Linked DNA regions of Homo sapiens: region 2 is linked to region 1. The links are chromatin loops, found by intact Hi-C in ENCODE. Cell type or tissue: B cell. All regions are shown on one strand. Each heading gives the region's core, and the rest is flanking DNA. Links, peaks and the distances in the headings are about the cores only. Region 1 has its middle 47 kb from the start of SLC25A5-AS1. Region 2 holds the start of UBE2A (ubiquitin conjugating enzyme E2 A).

The links. Hi-C counts contacts between places; a loop is a spot of excess contacts. Peaks named below come from ENCODE experiments on the same cell type or tissue, not always from the same donor. Only the 100,000 strongest peaks of a DNase experiment are listed, where the experiment ranks them.
Region 2: it touches region 1 in a loop (11-fold over the local background); 24 of 110 quality-filtered maps call a loop at or near these places.

The regions. Positions count from the first base shown.
Region 1 is chrX:119,513,903-119,519,276 of GRCh38, reverse strand. No RefSeq gene overlaps it. Among named protein-coding and RNA genes, the nearest start is that of SLC25A5-AS1, 47 kb to the right of the region's middle. In B cell, for the core only: CTCF peaks have their summits at 2,646 and 2,847; a DNase peak (open chromatin) is centred at 2,816.
Region 2 is chrX:119,571,630-119,577,003 of GRCh38, reverse strand. It overlaps UBE2A (ubiquitin conjugating enzyme E2 A), which reads right to left and starts at 2,441. Exons shown (of 6, transcript NM_003336.4): 1 at 2,249-2,441; 2 at 2,023-2,103; 3 at 1,604-1,629. The coding sequence starts at 2,292. It overlaps LOC124905208 (a long non-coding RNA gene), which reads left to right and starts at 2,509. Exons shown (of 2, transcript XR_007068307.1): 1 at 2,509-2,869; 2 at 4,701-5,374. RefSeq lists enhancers at 1,668-2,168, 2,169-2,669 and a silencer at 2,041-2,210. In B cell, for the core only: no CTCF peak of the experiment used is centred there; DNase peaks (open chromatin) are centred at 1,873 and 2,523; H3K4me3 peaks cover 2,240 bases; H3K27ac peaks cover 2,066 bases.

The DNA of each region.
Region 1 (5,374 bases), core at 99-5,098:
CACACACAAAATAACAAAAAAAAACTTCTGCAAGGACATCTGCCCAGCAACTGCCTGTCCAGCCTCAGACTGGCATCACCCTTGTTATTGATCTTTGTAGCCAAGGATAATCATTTCAAAAACAATTATATAATCCTCATTTTTCCTTTTTTTTTTTTGAGATGGAGTTTCGCTCTTGTTGCCCAGGCTGGAGTGCAATGGCGTGATCTTGGCTCACCGCAACCTCCACCTCCCAGGTTCAAGCGATTCTCCTGCCTCAGCCTCCCAAGTAGCTGGGATTACAGGCATGCGCCACCATGCCCAGCTAATTTTGTATTTTTAGTAGAGACGGGATTTCTCCATGTTGGTCAGGCTGGTCTAGAACTCCTGACCTCAGGTGATCTGCCCGCCTCGGCCTCCCAAAGTGTTGGGATTACAGGCGTGAGCCATCACGCCTGGCCCATTTTTCCTTTAAAAGCCTTTGTCTTCCTTTACCTCCCTGAATATGCACATAGTTTACTATGGTGTTATTATTCCCATTGCAATGCCCTATTCCCGAATAAATGTCATTTTCTATTAGAGAGTCTCTTTCTGTTATTTAAGTTGACAGTACATGTGTGTCTTTCTGAGATAGGGGGTAAAGGACTGGGGAACAGTAGTTGGAGCTCCTGGGATTAGTGCCTCGTGGTCAGGCAGGCTGGTAGAAAAGAGCTGTAAGATTATACTTGCTGGAAGTGTTCCACCGTTGGAGGCTGTGGGTATCTCCAGCTGTTCTCTAAAGTTGGGCTGGAAAGAGTACCGACTCCCCTCATATCTAGAGTGATTTTTATTTTTTTTTGAGACAGAGTCTCACTCTGTAGTCCAGGCTGGAGTGCAGTAGCATGATTTTTTTTTTATTATTATACTTTAAGTTCTAGGGTACATGTGCACAGCATGCAGGTTTGTTACATATGTATACATGTGCCATGTTGGTGTGCTGCACCCATTAACTCGTCATTTACATTAGGTATATCTCCTAATTAGTAGCATGATTTTGACTCACTGCAACCTCTGCCTCCTGGGTTCAAGCGATACTCCCACCTCAGCCTCCCGAGTAGCTGGGATTACAGGGGTGCACCACCACGCCTGGCTAATTTTTGTATTTTTAGTAGAGATGGAGTTTCGCCATGTTGGCCAGGCTGGTCTCGAACTCCTGGCCTCAAGTGATCCACCCATGTCGGCCTCCCAAAGTGCTGGAATTATAGGCGTGAGCCACTGCACCCGGCCCTAGAGTGATTTTAAGGTACACCTGGTTAATTCCTCCTAAAGAGTTTCCCTATAGGTCTTCCATCCTTTATGTCCTAAAATTTCTACAATTGAAGTCACTTGGGCACCAAAGCCTTTGTTGAAATGTATGTTCGGTGACAAATCTGTGCAGGGAGGCCGAGTGAGGCCCCATCATGAATGTTGATTTTATTCTTGAACTGGACATTTCATTTTTTCCCCTAAGAACTGTATTGCTGGCCGGGCGTGGTGGCTCATTCCTGTAATCCCAGCACTTTGGGAGGCTGAGGCAGGCGGATCACCTGAGGTCAGGAGTTCGAGACAAGCCCAGCCAACACGGTAAACCCTGTCTCTACTAAAAATACAAAAAGTAGCTGGGCGTGGTGGCAGGCGCCTGTAATCCTGGCTTCTCAGGAGGCTGAGGCACAAGAATCACTTGAACCCAGGAGGCGGAGGTTGCAGTGAGCCAAGATCGCACCATTGCACTCCAGCCTGGGCGGCAAGAGGTGAAACTCCGTCTCAAAAAAAAACAAAACGAAAGAACCGTATTGCTACTGCTACTATGAACATGGTTGTTGCTTGCTCATAGTTACTCTGGAATAACAAGCTGGTTTCGTGAGCAAGGCACGGTTGGTTACCTAGCCTACACTTTAGGCCTAGTGAATTCTCATTATAACTGCTCCCCCTCATGTGGGGGACCCTTTCTTCACAGAACAGTGAGACATTGTTTTTGAATGATCATCCACATAATTCCTGTATGGATTTTAAAAGCCGATTGTTTAATTGGACGGTGTACTTGTCTATTGTCACTCTAGTACCTGATGAACCACCTGTTCTATATTTCGTTATTATAGCAGTGTTTTTTTTCCTTGAAGCTTCAAATTTCGTTTTCCTTTGTAATTTTCTACATTTTGTATTTGCCTGCTAATTAGATTTAATCCTGATTTTTATTTGTCTACTTGTAGACAAGTGTTTATCTTCTTTATTGTCAGGCCTGAAGTCATTTTCTAATTGGTTTATAATATTTTAATATCCACACAGTTTTGTTTGCCACTAGCAAGATTGTCATCATTAGCATCAGCAACGATTGTTGTAGCGAAAATTGTAATTATATACTGAAGGCCTTGAATTTAGGCCTGGTTCAGGAAGTAGTTTAGGTAAAAAGTTGCAGAATTTAGGAACACGGTCTCACAAAATATTCTCCTCTAAATAATATAGACATTTCCTCATAAAAACTAACAAAAATCCATAGGAGGAAGGACAGATATCCAAGTGACCAAGAATGACAGAGCCTTGAAATCGCGACACTGTTTGGGCCTGCTAAAATGATTTTTTTAGTTTCAACTAAGACCCTAACATCGCTTGGCAATCCTATTGTATGTCCCTGGTCAGCGCATCTTCAGTGTCCTGAAGCAGCCATTTCATCATCATTTCACTCTCCTCTAGCCCCCAACCCCAGCTAGCCCCCTTTTCATCAGAAAGATTGGTTTCCATCTTCACGGAGCAAAATTGAAGCCAACAGCGTGAACTTCAGCCTCACACCAACTGGGCTGCAGATTCAACTCAAATGCAATAGCGCCCCCTTCCTCTCTATAGGAGACACTGCAATGTGCTTCCCTGATCTTCACAACAGAAAGACTCAGTGCCTAACAGTAGAGAGCCCTCAGCTGGTGGACCCCTTTGGGGACAGCCTCAGCTGAAGAAACCCACTTTGCCCAAGGGCATGCCTCCTTCCCAGGACAGCCTGTGTCCAATGAATGACTGATGTGGGGATATAAAGGCCTGGCCCCCTTGTCTCCACTCTTAGCTTCAGAGCTTCCCATAGGTCTGGCTGAGGCCTTTGTTGAATCTGCATTGCAGCCCAATGTCTCCTTTCTCCAGTCCTGCTTCCATTCCTTCCTTTCCACGCGTGATGATCCCAAGAGTACTCCCTAAGAAACCTCCTGCATGCTAATCTCCATCTCAGAGTCTGCTCAGCAAATCCAACCTGCACCACCCTCTCCCCCTCCCCTAACTCCCTCCTCCTGCCCCAGGCTGACACCCACCTCCCCCATGTATTCAGTTCAGTCCTCCTCACTTCCCCTTGGACTTTGCTCTATTACTTACCTCCTCTCTTTCCTGAAGCCTCAACCTTCCCCTCTTTCTCCATCTCTCCTCCTCAGCATGTACATTTGAACTAATGCCTTCAACAAAAACCTTTGACACAGAGCCTACTTCTAGCTTTCATTCTTTCCTCCCCTTCACAGTCTAAGCTTCTTGAAGAGGCCTACTGTGATCTTGCTTCGGTCTCCATCACTGCTGAAATGGTTCTCCTTTTTCAGCCCTGTCTTATTTGACTTCTATGTGAGTGTGGCTCCGATGGCCATCCCCTCTTCCCTTCATTTCTAGGACACTTGGCCCTCTCCCACTTTCTTTTCTTTCTTTTCCTTCCTTCCTTCCTTCCTCCCTCCCTTCCTCCCTCCCTCCCTCTCTCTCCCCCTCTTTCTTTCTTTCTTTCTTTCTTTTTTTCTTGTTTCCTCACTCTATTGTCCACGCTGGAGTGCAGTGGTGCAATCTCGGCTCATTGCAGCCTCCGCCTCCTGGGTTCAAGTGCTTCTCCTGCCTCACCCTCCTGAGTAGCTGTGACTACAGGTGTCCATCACCACGCCTGGCTAATTTTTGTATTTTTTGGTAGAGACGGGGTTTCGCCATGTTGGCCAGGCTGGTCTCGAACTCCTGACCTCAAGTGATCCACCCGCCTGGGCCTCCCCAAGTGCTGGGATTACAGGCGTGAGCCACTGCATCTGGCCCTCACCCACTTTATTTTTTTATTTTACTTACTTTATTTATTTATTTGAGACAGGGTCTTGCTCTGTCACCCAGCTTGGAGCACAGAGGCTGGAGTGTAATGGTGTGATCATTGCCTGCTACAGCCCCAAATTTCCGGCTTCAGGCAATCCTCCCCGCTCTGCCTCCCAATGCACTGGGATTACAGGTGTGAGCCACTGTGCCCTACCCATGAAACACTTTTATATCCGACTATTAGACACCCTACGTTCGTGTCTTACAGGTATCTCAAACCCAGTGTATTCACAATGGCTCTTGTCTTCATTCCCTGCTTCAAACTGGGTCCTCCCTGTGTTCCCGGATTCAGTGAATGCTACTGTGTATCTGGTTACTCAAGCCAGAAAACAGATTTCTCTCAGCACAATCTCTCTCCCTTCTTACTTACTTCCCAACAACCAAAGTAATTTGGTGGCACGTGCCTGTAGTTCCAGCTACTCAGGAGGCTGAGGCAGGAGGATATCTTGAGCCCAGGATGCCAAGGCTGACCTGAGCAACATAGCAAGACTCCATCTCAAAAAAAAATGTAATTTGGATCATGGCATTCTTCTGTTTAAGATGCCCCAGTGGCCCCCTGTTGCCTTTATTTATTTATTTATCTATTTATTTTTGAGACGGAGTCTCACTTTGTTGCCCAGGCTGGAGTGCAGTGGTGCGATCTTGGCTCACTGCAACCTCTGTGTCCTGGGTTCAGGCGATTCACATGCCTCAGCCACCAGAGTAGCTGGGACGACAGGAGCCTACCACCACGCCCGGCTAATTTTTGTATATTTGTAGAGAGGCGTTTCGCCATGTTGACCAGGCTGCTCTCAAACTCCTGGCCTCAGACGATCCACTCACCTCAGCCTCCCAAAGTGCTGGGATTACAGGCGTAAGCCACCGTGCCTGTGGCTGAACTATTTAATAAATGATGAAGTATTGAATAAAAACCCCTTCAATTGGCACCCCTCTCATGTGGCCCTTGCCTGTCTGGTTCCATCGCCCCCGCCCCATCTAGCACTTTATATTCTAGCACAACTGGGCTACTTGAAGTGCTTTGAACATGCTTCATTTTGTCATGTCTTGGGGCCTCCTTTGCATATGTTCTTCTCTCTGCAAAGCTGCCTTGTTCCTCCCTGGTTACTCTTCCCTCCCCCACCCCTTATTTAATCTTCAGGTGTCTTTACAAGTGTCCCTGACTCTCTGAGGTTGACTTAGGCCCTCGCACTTCCTCTCCTCTTTACAGACATCCACTGGATCTCTTGCAGCCTATCCAGTGCCTCTCTTTCTGTGTCTGTCTTTCTATGAGACTGAGTTCCTTGAAGGCAAC
Region 2 (5,374 bases), core at 63-5,062, 58 kb before region 1:
TGCAGTGAGCCGAGATCACACCATCGCACTCCAGCCTGGGTGACAGGGCGCAACTCCGTCTCAAAAAAACAAAAACAAAAAACAAACAAACAAAAAAACTAGTGCCAATCTGGTAGAAGAAAATTAAGTCTAGCTATAGTTTTTTGCTACAAATCAGTTCAAATGATTAACTGCGCCAAAGTAGTATGCCCTTACAATCACTGTTTCCTGCTGTCATTTCTTTTCTTTGCAGCCCTGAAGAGTAATGATATTTACCCAGGGGGTAAAGGTAAAGAGGAAGCTAAAAATATTCAGGTGACTGTCCACAGTTTCCTGGGGAAATCTAAGTACTTGAGATGAATTACAGACTTAGTTGAAATTGACTTACCTCACAACATTTTGTGGACTGGTAGCATCAAAAAGCAATCCGGCTCAGCAACATAAGTATGTATTAAGTAGTTTGCAGAAATGTTTTTGTTCCCACCTTCAAACTGAAGTGTGTGTGTGTGTGTGTGTGTGTATAAATGCTATGTGACCGAAGGAAATCATTGAGGAAAAAAATAACAGAAAGATCCTTTTCCTTTTTTTTAAAACCTCAAATATTAAAGAATTTCATGAGTTCAAATACTTTAATCATCCTTTAAATGTATTAAACTTTCAAAAAACAACCACACACACACACAACTGAGTGTAGAACTATCAGTGTCATTTTTCCGGTTGTGATAGGGTCTAGTCATTCAAGATGTTACCAAATGGGAGGGTTTGGGTAGAGGACTGGGTTAAGGGTATAAAGGGTGTCTCTATTATTTCTTGCAACTGCATATGAATCTATAATTATCTAAAATCAGAAAGTTTTTAAAAAGCAATTTACACGTGTTTTTAAAAGTTAAACCTAAATCAATTAAAAATTATGTACCTACTGGTACATGTAGTACTTTCAGGTAGGCAGGACACTGATCAAAAGGGTACATTAAGGCTAACTTCAATTGTGAAGCTGCTTTGAAATTACTCATCATAACGTCTTGATGAAAGCACACACTGCAAATTCACTTAAAAATAAGAAAGAATACTGTACTCAAATGAGGCATTTAAGACCATCTTAGAGCAGTGAGGCTGACAGGCATTCAATGTCAGATTGTAGAAACCAGACAGTTGTACGCAAGGGATTCTCGCATCCACTCAACATCCAACACACATCTACCAAGCACCTGCTGAACACAACTCCTGCCCTTGGGGTAGAATTCTGAACCAGATGGTCTCTGGGGTCTCTGCTGCCTATCAGCAACTGGTTGGGTTTATACTAATTCAGTGATGGAGGGCTGAATTTAGCAGAATTACAGCCCAAGCCTCAAAAATCCTTAATACCAGTGCTATGATTGCTCCTTTTAAAAAGTGACTGCCTTACACAGATTTTTTTTTTAAGAAAGCAAGAAGAAAGGTGCAGTTCTAGTCAAGCATACAATATCCAGAACCACCAGCCACACACTGCATTCCACTCAAGCCTTTAGCAGACAGAGGCTAGGCAGAGGCAGGTTCCTAAGCAGGAGACACTTCCAGGATGACTGGGAACCCTTTCCCCAGATGACCAGGCTCCTGAAAAGTGGGTAAAGAAACTCTCTCTTACCATCCTCAAACGGGGTCCCTTCAGGCCTGCAACACAGAGAAAAATGGTCAGTTCCCACTTAAGGGGCCCCCTTCTCCCTGCTTCATCTGAGATGGCTATCCCGAGCTCTGCCATCTCCAGCACCGCTACCGGGGTCGGAAGCCACTACAAATGGATGTCCCGGGCTCAGAGACACAGGGCAAGCCGCCGCGCCTAACCGCCACCACTCCCCGCCCCGCCCCCCTAGAACCCCAAGCGGTTCCCCCTGGCAGCGGGAACTGAGCTAATCGAGGCACAGGCTCCGGGGAGGCGCCTAGGCCCAGCCAGACCCAAACATTTTCCCCTACCCGCTCGGCCTCCGCGGGGGGCCCGCCCCGGAGCGCAGACCGAAGCTGCTCGCGTCCCCAGTTTTCTCGCCACCGCCACGAACGCAGACTCACCCGAAAATGACCGCGTTCCACACCATTATGTTGTTCTCGGACGGAGCCCCGCTGACTCCGGCTGGAGGATCCTCCTGCAACCTTCGGGAAGACAGACAGGGGTCCCCCTAGGCCGGCACTGGCGCCCGCTCCCGGCCGCTCCCCAGCCCTCCCCGCCCGGCGCGCCTCGGGACCCGCCCTGTGCCCCAGCTCGCAACCCCCGGCCTCGGCCGTCCCCTCGGTTTACCTCTTGAAGTCCCGCATGAGGCGCCGCCGAGCCGGGGTGGACATGTCGCGAGCGGGGTCAGGGGTGGGGCATACACTGGGGTCTCGGGTTCCCGCGGCGGGCGAGGAGGCCGAAGAGGCTGGAGAAGCAGGAGAAGGGGAGGCGGAAGCACCCAGAGGAACCGCGCTGCCTCTCCGAAGTCGAGGGTCGGTCTGGCGCCGGCTAAGCACCACCCCAGTGTAGACGGGGGCTGAACCAACCTGAGAGCAGAGAGAGGGGGGTGGAACGTCGAGCGCCGGACAGGCCGTACCAAGACGGGGCGGGGGGTGCGCGAGGAAAGTTGCTTATGTCATTAAAGCCCCACGGGAGGCCCGGGGCGGGGCCGCGAGCGCAGAGGCGTAGGGTACGCCGGAGCCCCGGGCGCTGGAGGAGCTCGTGGTGGAACGGGGTCCATCCCCACCTGCTAATTCTAAGGCAAACCCTGGGAAGTTTTCGGCTTTTTTTCTTTTTCTCTTTTTTTCTTTTTCTATTCGTTTTTGTTTGTTTTGTGACCAGATCATTCATGAAAGCGCGCACTATGCCCGGGGAGGAGAGGGGAGAAGTTTGGAAGTCCCAAACTAGAGGACGAAGGAGTGGGCGGAGGTAAAACCGGTTCTCAAAAAGCGGCAACTCTAGGGTGCACAACCCCTTCGGACACCGGAGACTGGGGTCGGAGGGGTGGGGAGAGGAGTGATTGGTTAAAATCACGGAAAATCAAAAGAATAAATCGGCCTTGACTATGACGGGGGGGCGGGGCGGGGCTGTGGGATTGAATGCAGGATTGGGCGCTCAACGTTTAGGCCAATGATCACCCCAGGGCAGAATGAAATAGTGTTGTATGTCCTGTGGGAGGGAATGGGAGCTTAAGGCAGGCGGAGTAGGGTTTTGTTTTGTTCTGTTTTGTTTTGGGCACTCACAATTTGGCTCTGGAACCACATTTCCCCTTGGTAGTTCAACAAGCCAAGCGGCTATTTATGTTCAGAAGAGTCCAAGATATGAGACTATCCGACTGCAGGGAGTTGCAAGGACAGTGGGTCTGAAGTAAAAGGAACGTGGAAAAGCTGCAGGTTGCAGGAAGAGTCACAGTCCGTGGACCTGCAAAAGCAATAACAGTTTTAAAGGATAATTTTTAAAGGTCAACCCAAAATAACTTAGAAGATAGGCATAATACACATTTAAAAATTATTGAAAATAGGAGAAAGGTAGATTTGGGTTAAGTCATCAAGAGTTTTGAATGCCAAGCTAATGGATTCCTTGGAAGTCCATTGAGCAGGGAAGTGACATCATTAGAGCTGTCCTTATCAGAGATTGGTCTCAAGAGAGCAGGCAGGAGACTCTTGCAGTATCTAGGTGCGAGATACTGAAGCAGGCAGTGACAATAAAGGCGAGGATATGAATGAATGGGGAGGACTTGGCAACAGGCTGAATATGGGGCAAGAGAGAGGAAGGAGTCAACAGTGGCTGAAACTCTAAGCCCCGAGATAACTGGGGTTTTGAAGGTGCCATTAACAGAATTACAGAATAGAGAGAGAGGGACAAGTTTGGAAAAGGAAATTTTGGGTGGGACTTACTGAGTTCATGGGACTGGTGAGACATCCCCGTGAAGATGTCCAGAAGATATCAGATGTGCAGGAATTTGTTTCTAACATGAGAAGCAGGAGGCACTTGACAATGGTAGTGATTCTAGCTGCTGCTTAACAACAGGTACTTTCATGGTCAAGGATTTCTATCTCCCATTAACTCCAACATATCAGTTAAGGCAAGTCTCCCTAATAGCATCACATTATGGCTGTAGTAGGAAGGGGGTACAAAAATTAAAAAAAAAAAACTTTTTTTCCTCTCATCTAAGAACTTGCAGTCTACTAACACACACATACACACATATGAAATCAACAAAAGCAAGATCTACAAAAGCAAGTATATTCGTTTTCATCACTGCTTAACAAATTACAAGTTGTTGGCCAAGCCCAGTTCATTGCAGTTGTAGGACTTTGGTCCCTATTTCCTTACTAGCTGCCACCTGGGAACTACTCTCAGCTCCTAGAGGCCGCCTGCATTCCTTGCCAAGTGGCCTACTCCATCTTCAAAGTCATCAACAGAGAATTTCTCTCCCACCACATCCCTCTCACTCTTTGAATCTTGTTTTCAGGAAGAGCACAGTCTACTTTAAAGGCTTATCAGATTATGTCAGGCCCACCCCATGGATAATTTCCCTATGTTAAAAACATCTAAGTTGGGACCTTTATTATGTCTGCTAAATTTTTTCACTGCAGAACCTAGATTAGTATTTCATTTAATAACTGGGAGAAAGTGTGTGTATATACCAAGGACCAAGAATCTCAGGGGAGGGTAGCATCTTAGAAGTCTGCCTACGACAGCAACAGCAGAACCAGAACGGTTTCAGATTTCCTTTTTTTTTTTTTTTTTTTTTCAGATTTTGGAATTATTTGCATTATAAAAGTTTCAGGTTTTGGAGCATTTCGGATTTTAGATTTTCAGATTTGAGATCCTCAACTTGTAGAAGTGTGTGAAACCACAGATGCTGAGAGATTGCACAGCAGAGGAATCGTCATTCTGGTGGGATCAGGACAAGCTTCCTGAAATGGGTGTATTTCAATTTTGTTTCAACAGAGATGAAAGCGGAGCTTGAGAGAGAAGAACTTAAGCAGTTTATATGGGGGCAATGGCACAGACAAGGGCATGGAGCTAAACCCGTGGGCAGATGAGCTTGGCTAATGGACAGGTTCTTGGCTGGGGAATGATGAGACCTCAGCTAGGAAAAGTGAGGGTGACAGAAGTTGATTAAATGCCCTCAAATGCGAGAATGGGGAATTTAGGCAGCTTTTATAGGTGTTTGAGCATGAGAGAGATGTATTGAAAATATCCTGGCCGGGCGCGGTGTCTCACACCTGTAATCCCAGCACTTTGGGAGGCCAAGGCAGGTGGATCACGAGGTCAGGAGATCAAGACCATCCTGGCTAACATGGTGAAACCCCGTCTCCACTAAAAATACAAAAAATTCTCCGGGCGTGGTGGTGGGCGCCTGTAGTCCCAGCTACTCTGGAGGCTGAGGCAGGAGAATGGCGTGAGCCCGGGAGGTGGAGCTTG